Regions from separate parts of the Homo sapiens genome. Here region 2 is linked to region 1. Evidence: chromatin loops called from intact Hi-C (ENCODE). Cell type or tissue: ascending aorta. All regions are shown on one strand. Each heading gives the region's core, and the rest is flanking DNA. Links, peaks and the distances in the headings are about the cores only. Region 1 overlaps TOR1AIP1 (torsin 1A interacting protein 1). Region 2 overlaps CEP350 (centrosomal protein 350).

Region 1 (2,926 bases), core at 285-2,784:
TGTGGTATGCAAGTTAACACTGGTAAAATTTAGTTTGTGACTCATCCCTAGTTACTATTGGCAATAATAATAGGATTAATTTATATTTATCTAGTGCTTTTCGGTTTATAAAGTACTTTCTCATATTCTACTTCATTTATTCAGTTGATAGTAACAATAATACTTTTACATCTTTTACTTATTGACTGTTTCAGGCTATTAATTTTAGTAGGGACCTTTTAGAGCAGCAATTCTCAAGGCGTGGTCTGTGGGGTACCTCAAGACCCTATTTTGTGGGGAGGGGGGTCCATGAAGTTAAAGCTATTCTTCTAACACTAAGATGTTATTTGACTTTCACCTTGTGTTGACATTTGCACTGATGACGCAAAAGCTATGGTGAGAAAAACTTCTGATGCCTTAGCATGAGTTACAGGGCAGTGGCACCAAACTGTACGAGTGTAGTCATTGTTATTTTTCACTGCCATGCATTCAAGATTTAACAAAGGGACATTCTTTTACTTAAGAATGTCCTTTATGAAGCAGTTAATTATTTATCTTATTAAATCTGAATCCTTGAGTACATATGTCAATATTCTTTCTGAACAAATGGAAGGTATGCACAAAGCACTTCTGCTGCATCATACAGTACCATGGTTGTCTCAAGGAAAAGAATTTTGTGCAAATGAATTACAAGGCGAATTAGCACATTTTTCATGGAATACTATTTTTTACTTGAAAGAACAAGTAACAAACTACAGTCAGACTTGTGTATTTGGCAGATATTTGCTTTCAAGTGAAAATTAGGATTTTAGAATCCTAAATCTGCCACCATGAGCTTGACAACTCCCAATATTGTACTTTAACACTTTCTTTTTTTTTTCTGAGATGGAGTCTCGCTCTGTGGCCCAGGATGACATGAAGTGGTGCGATCTTGGCTCACTGCAACCTCTGCCTCCCAGGTTCAAGTGATTCTCCTGCCTCAGCCTCCTAAGTAGCTGGGATTACAGGTGCGTGCCACCATTCCCAGCTAATGTTTTTGTATTTCTAGTAGAGACAGGGTTTTGCCATGTTGGCCAGGCTGGTCTTGAACTCCTGACCTCAGGTGATCCATCCGCCTGGGCCTCCCAAAATGTTGGGATTACAGGCATGGGCCACGAACCCCACCCTTTAACACTTTTTTAAAGTCTTGAGATTGGCAGTGATGTTAACAAATGTGATATTTTTTATTACATTCCTAATGTGTCAATGTTTGGAAAATCTGCATTCCTCAGTGAACCAATGTTTTCCAAATGACCAGTGCATGATACTCCATTCAAAGTATAAGAAAGACCAATGACTTTTAATGTAATAGAGTACTAAAAGCTCAGTAAGATGGTTTTAGATATCCTATTTCAAGTAACATTTAAGAAACTACCACTTGTTGAGTTTTGGAGAGTTCAAAAAAGAATAGCCACAATTATCTGAAGAGGCTATTAAAATTTTTCATATCTGTATAAAAGCTGGATTTTTTGTAGATACTTCAACAAAAATAATATATTGTAACAGACTGCATACAGAAGCATATATGATAATCCAAATCCATTTTTTAAAGCTAGGCATTAAAGAGATTAGAAAAAATGCAAAGCAATCTGATCTGTTACTCTTCTTGCTAAATTATTTTAAAATAAATTAATACATATTTTAAAAAATGTTTCAACTTTAATTTCCTGGTACATATGGATAGACATAACCCATATTTTCAACAAAAAGCTCTTTGAGGTTCTTAATAACTTTACTAGTGTAAAGCGGTACCAAGAACAAAAAATTTCAGAATCATCATTAATCTATTTTCTTTTTTTTTTTTTTTTGAGACAGAGTCTCGCTCTGTTGCCAGGCTGGAGTGCAGTGGCACAATCTCGGCTCACTGCAACCTCCGCTTCCTGGGTTCAAGTGATTCTCCTGCCTCAGCCTCCTGAGTAGGTGGGACAACAGGCGTGTGCCACCACGCCCAGCTAATTTTTGTATTTTTAGTAGAGATGGGGTTTCACCATGTTGGCCAGGATGGTTTCGATCTCTTGATCTCATGATCCGCCTGCCTTGGCCTCCCAAAGTGCTGAGATTACAGGCATGAGCCACCACGCTCAGCCCATTAAGTTATTTTCTTAGTACTCTTTCAGGACAATAAGACTTGGAGAACTAAAGAAACTTGCCACAAGGCTGTAAAGGAGGTAAGTGGTCCAATCTAGTTCAAATACAGGTTTGCAGACTCCGAAAGCCATTGTAATCCCATAAAGTCATGCTCTGGCTAACTTTCTTTCAATTCAGCATGGTTTTCTCAGTTAACAGTATTAGTAGCTTTACTTATTTTAGCTATTATTTTTGGTCTTATAGACAGTTAAGTGAAGAGCAATACCAGATGTTGTCTCATAAAGTTTGTCTATAAAGAATTTCACTGCTAGTAGAATATATACTTTTTCCTCTCAAGTGCTTAAAATGTGATTCTTCAAATAGCATCGAGTCATACTGCTGTCAAAAAACATTTTTAAACAATTATGGAATACCAATTTTACAGAAATATTTAATAAAAACTGAATACATAAACTTACGTCGGCTGGAGGTTGATGGTGACTGGTTTCCAAGCTCTGATTTCAGAATGCTGTCATCTAATGGTGAGAGTAATAAAATAAGACTATCAACTTATGCTTCATAATTTGAGTATTTATTTCTAGTAGACAAAGAAGATACAAATTCCACCAGGAAAAAAAGAAGACAGAGATCAGCCAGAAGCAGAAGAAAAAGTAGAATATCTGAGTGCCGATTAGACTGAGAGCTCCTTGAAACACATGACCTATTTCTTTCATAGCTTTTCACAGCATATGGTGGGGTCTAGTACAAAGCACACAATAATTAGTTTTGAGAGAAAGTTTGGAAGTATTTGACCCATTAAGTATCTAATGGGATTGGTGAA
Region 2 (2,926 bases), core at 298-2,797, 90 kb before region 1:
AGAAAACTAACCTGTTCTGCATTCTGTACTTGATAACTGTGCTACTTTTTGGACTTTTCGTACTGGCTTGACTACTTTCTTCTCTTTACTTTTTTCAGCAGGTTTCTCCTTTATAGAAATATCATCTGAAAAGCAGAAATATTTACAGCAAATATAACAATGATTTTCATTCCCTCACTTATCCTCCGCCCATAGGAAAAATCTGTATAAAGTATATGCTGCAGGTAGGGAGAAAGAAACCTACACTGAGGCTACTTCTATGGCCCACATAATACCAACATCAACTCCTTTTATGGAAAAAAGGAGTTGGAAAATATATGAAGATTACCACCACTCCAGTATTGGGTTCCAATCCTTTGTTATTTATTTATTCTTCTAAGAAACTCTTGAGAAGTTTACTTAGTTTCACAAATGCTTTCCAAGTCAGGATCATTGCATTTTATAGGATCTCAGAGGTGAGCACTCTCACAGATTCCTATTTCATTTAGAAATTTCTATATAAAAACTTTACGAAATACTCAATATAATATTCTTAAATTAAGGCCTCTTTATGATGATGCTAGTGAAACATGTCAAGGTATTTTATATACACATTATTACTAATTTTTTAAAAATCCAACTTGCAGAAATAAACTGATTACACATGTTAAGCTTAAAAAATTAACTTCAATTACGGATCTGAATGAATGTACTTTAAAATATGTGTAGAGTTCTGCATTCTGGGTAGAGTGGAAATAAGTATAAGTAAAGGCCTTAAAGCAGGACCATACCTAGTATCTAAAAAGAAACCCAGCAAGCAGGTCAGTGTGAGTGGACTGAAAAAAGAGAAGATTAGTAGGAACTACGGTCAGAGACATATAACTAAGGGCTAGATCATGCAGGGCCATCTAGGCCACTGTAAGAATTTCAGGTTTTACTCAAGAATGAGATGGAAGGTTTTGAGAGATTATGAACAAAGGAGCAAAATTAATCTAAATTAATTTTTAGCAAGTTATGACAATAGACTCATTAGAAGAAGAGCAGATAGAGGGAGACCAGTGAGGAGACTACCAGAATAATCCAGATAGGAAACTGATGGTGGCCTCGATCTAGGTGGTGGTAATGGAAGTGGTGAAAGTGATTATATTCTAAGTATATTTCAGACAATATTACATACAAAATATGAGGCGGGGGTGTGATACTCAAGAATGACAAGATTTGGGGGCCTGAACAATTAGAGGGATAGAATTAAATGACATGGAGACACTACCAGAGTAGCAGGTTTAAGGGGTATATCATGACCACATTTATTTAGTTAGTTCCATTTTGGATATATTAAGGTTGAGAAATCTATTATACATCCAAAGGGAGACATGGAAGTAGCAGCTGGATACAAGTGAGTTCAGAGGGGAAGTGTGGGCTAAAGACATTACTTTGGGAATCACTAGCAACAGGGAACATTTAAAGCCCTGAGACTAGACAAATTTGTCCTGTGTGCAGATAGATAAGCTGTAAAAAAAAAGAAAGAAAAATAGAGTGAGTAGAGGGAGGGGGATTGGAGAGAGAGAAAATGAAAGAAAGGGAAGAAAAGGAAGGGGAGAAGGTTAAGAAAAAAAAAAGAAATTTAAAAAAAGAGAGAGAGGGGAAAGAAAGAAAGAAAGAAAGAAAGAAAGAAAGAAAGAAAGAAAGAAAGCAAGCAAGCAAGCAAGCAAGCAAGCAAGCAAGCCAGCCAGCCTGCCTGCCCAAGCTCTGAGGACTGAGGTCAAGGCATCCTGATGATTAGGAAAAAAACAACTGAAAAAGAATAATTAGGTTTAGGAGGAAAACCAGATACTTATAGTATTCTAGATGTCAAGTGAAAATTTCAAAGAAGAAGTGATCAATCATGCTGCTGACAGATCATAACAAATTAGTATTAAATATTGCATTTAGCAATGTGGAAGTCACTGATGATCTTGATAAATAGGGACAAACACCTATAGAAAGGATTTAAGAGAAAGAGAGGAGACAAATTGAAGACAATGAGCATAAGGCAACTTTTTGCAGTTTTGCTGAAAACAAGAAACAAACAGGGCAGCAGCTGGAGAAAAGTAAGGCCAAAAGAGGGGTTCTTTTACAATGACTGATATAACAGCATGTTATCACATAGTATGTTGATGAGCATGACCTGGTAGAGAGGGAAAACTTGATCATGCAAAAGAAAGGCAACAGGGCTGAAGTAACATCCTTAAATACGTCAGAGCAAATGGAATCTAAAACACAAGTAGATGGGTTAGTCTTAGCTAGGAACATCATAGTTCATCTACCGTAACAAGAGAGAAGGCAGAATATCAAAGTCTTTTGACATATTCTACTAGTCTATAATGATACTATCCTATGAGGTATATTGTTATTATCCCTATCTTACAGATGAAAAAACCAATAAAGAGAAGTTATGTAACATAGCTAGTATACTCAACTAATAACTGACAGAGGCAGAACTGGAAGCCTTGAAAGCTGATTCCAAAATCTTGGCTCTTAACTATTACATTATTCTTCCTTTGCACATGAGAAAAAAATTTCTGAATAGAGTGTTGTATAATAATAGCAAGAAAACTGGATCGGACACTTAATGCCACAGAAATGTATTAGTAGAAGCTTTGTGAGGGCTTACTACAAAGACCTCACACTTTAGAATCAGAGTGGGTTTTGAATCTTGGCTTCAATTCTTAATTACTCTATCCAACCCTAGGAAAATGACTCTTTGAGCCTCCATTTCCTCAACTGTAAAAAATAGAAAAGCCCACTCAGCATCTTGCCCAAGCTCATACTATTCGGTAGGTAGTACCATTATTAGTATGACCTTCCTATTACCCTCTCCCAGTCTTCCATGGGTTCCTCCTGTTTCTAATTCCTAACTTATTCCCTTCCTATAATACTTATTTTTCTTTTGGTATCTTGCTCTCAT

The links. Peaks named below come from ENCODE experiments on the same cell type or tissue, not always from the same donor. Only the 100,000 strongest peaks of a DNase experiment are listed, where the experiment ranks them.
Region 2: a loop joins it to region 1, with 1.8 times the contacts of the local background. A loop is called at or near these places in 3 of 110 quality-filtered maps.

What each region holds. Positions count from the first base shown.
Region 1 is chr1:179,913,693-179,916,618 of GRCh38, reverse strand. It overlaps TOR1AIP1 (torsin 1A interacting protein 1), which reads right to left. Exons shown (of 10, transcript NM_015602.4): 9 at 2,565-2,621. Among named protein-coding and RNA genes, the nearest start is that of TOR1AIP1, 33 kb to the right of the region's middle. In ascending aorta, for the core only: no CTCF peak of the experiment used is centred there; no DNase peak of the experiment used is centred there.
Region 2 is chr1:180,003,653-180,006,578 of GRCh38, reverse strand. CEP350 (centrosomal protein 350) reads right to left here. Exons shown (of 38, transcript NM_014810.5): 8 at 12-125. Among named protein-coding and RNA genes, the nearest start is that of CEP350, 50 kb to the right of the region's middle. In ascending aorta, for the core only: no CTCF peak of the experiment used is centred there; no DNase peak of the experiment used is centred there; H3K27ac peaks cover 260 bases.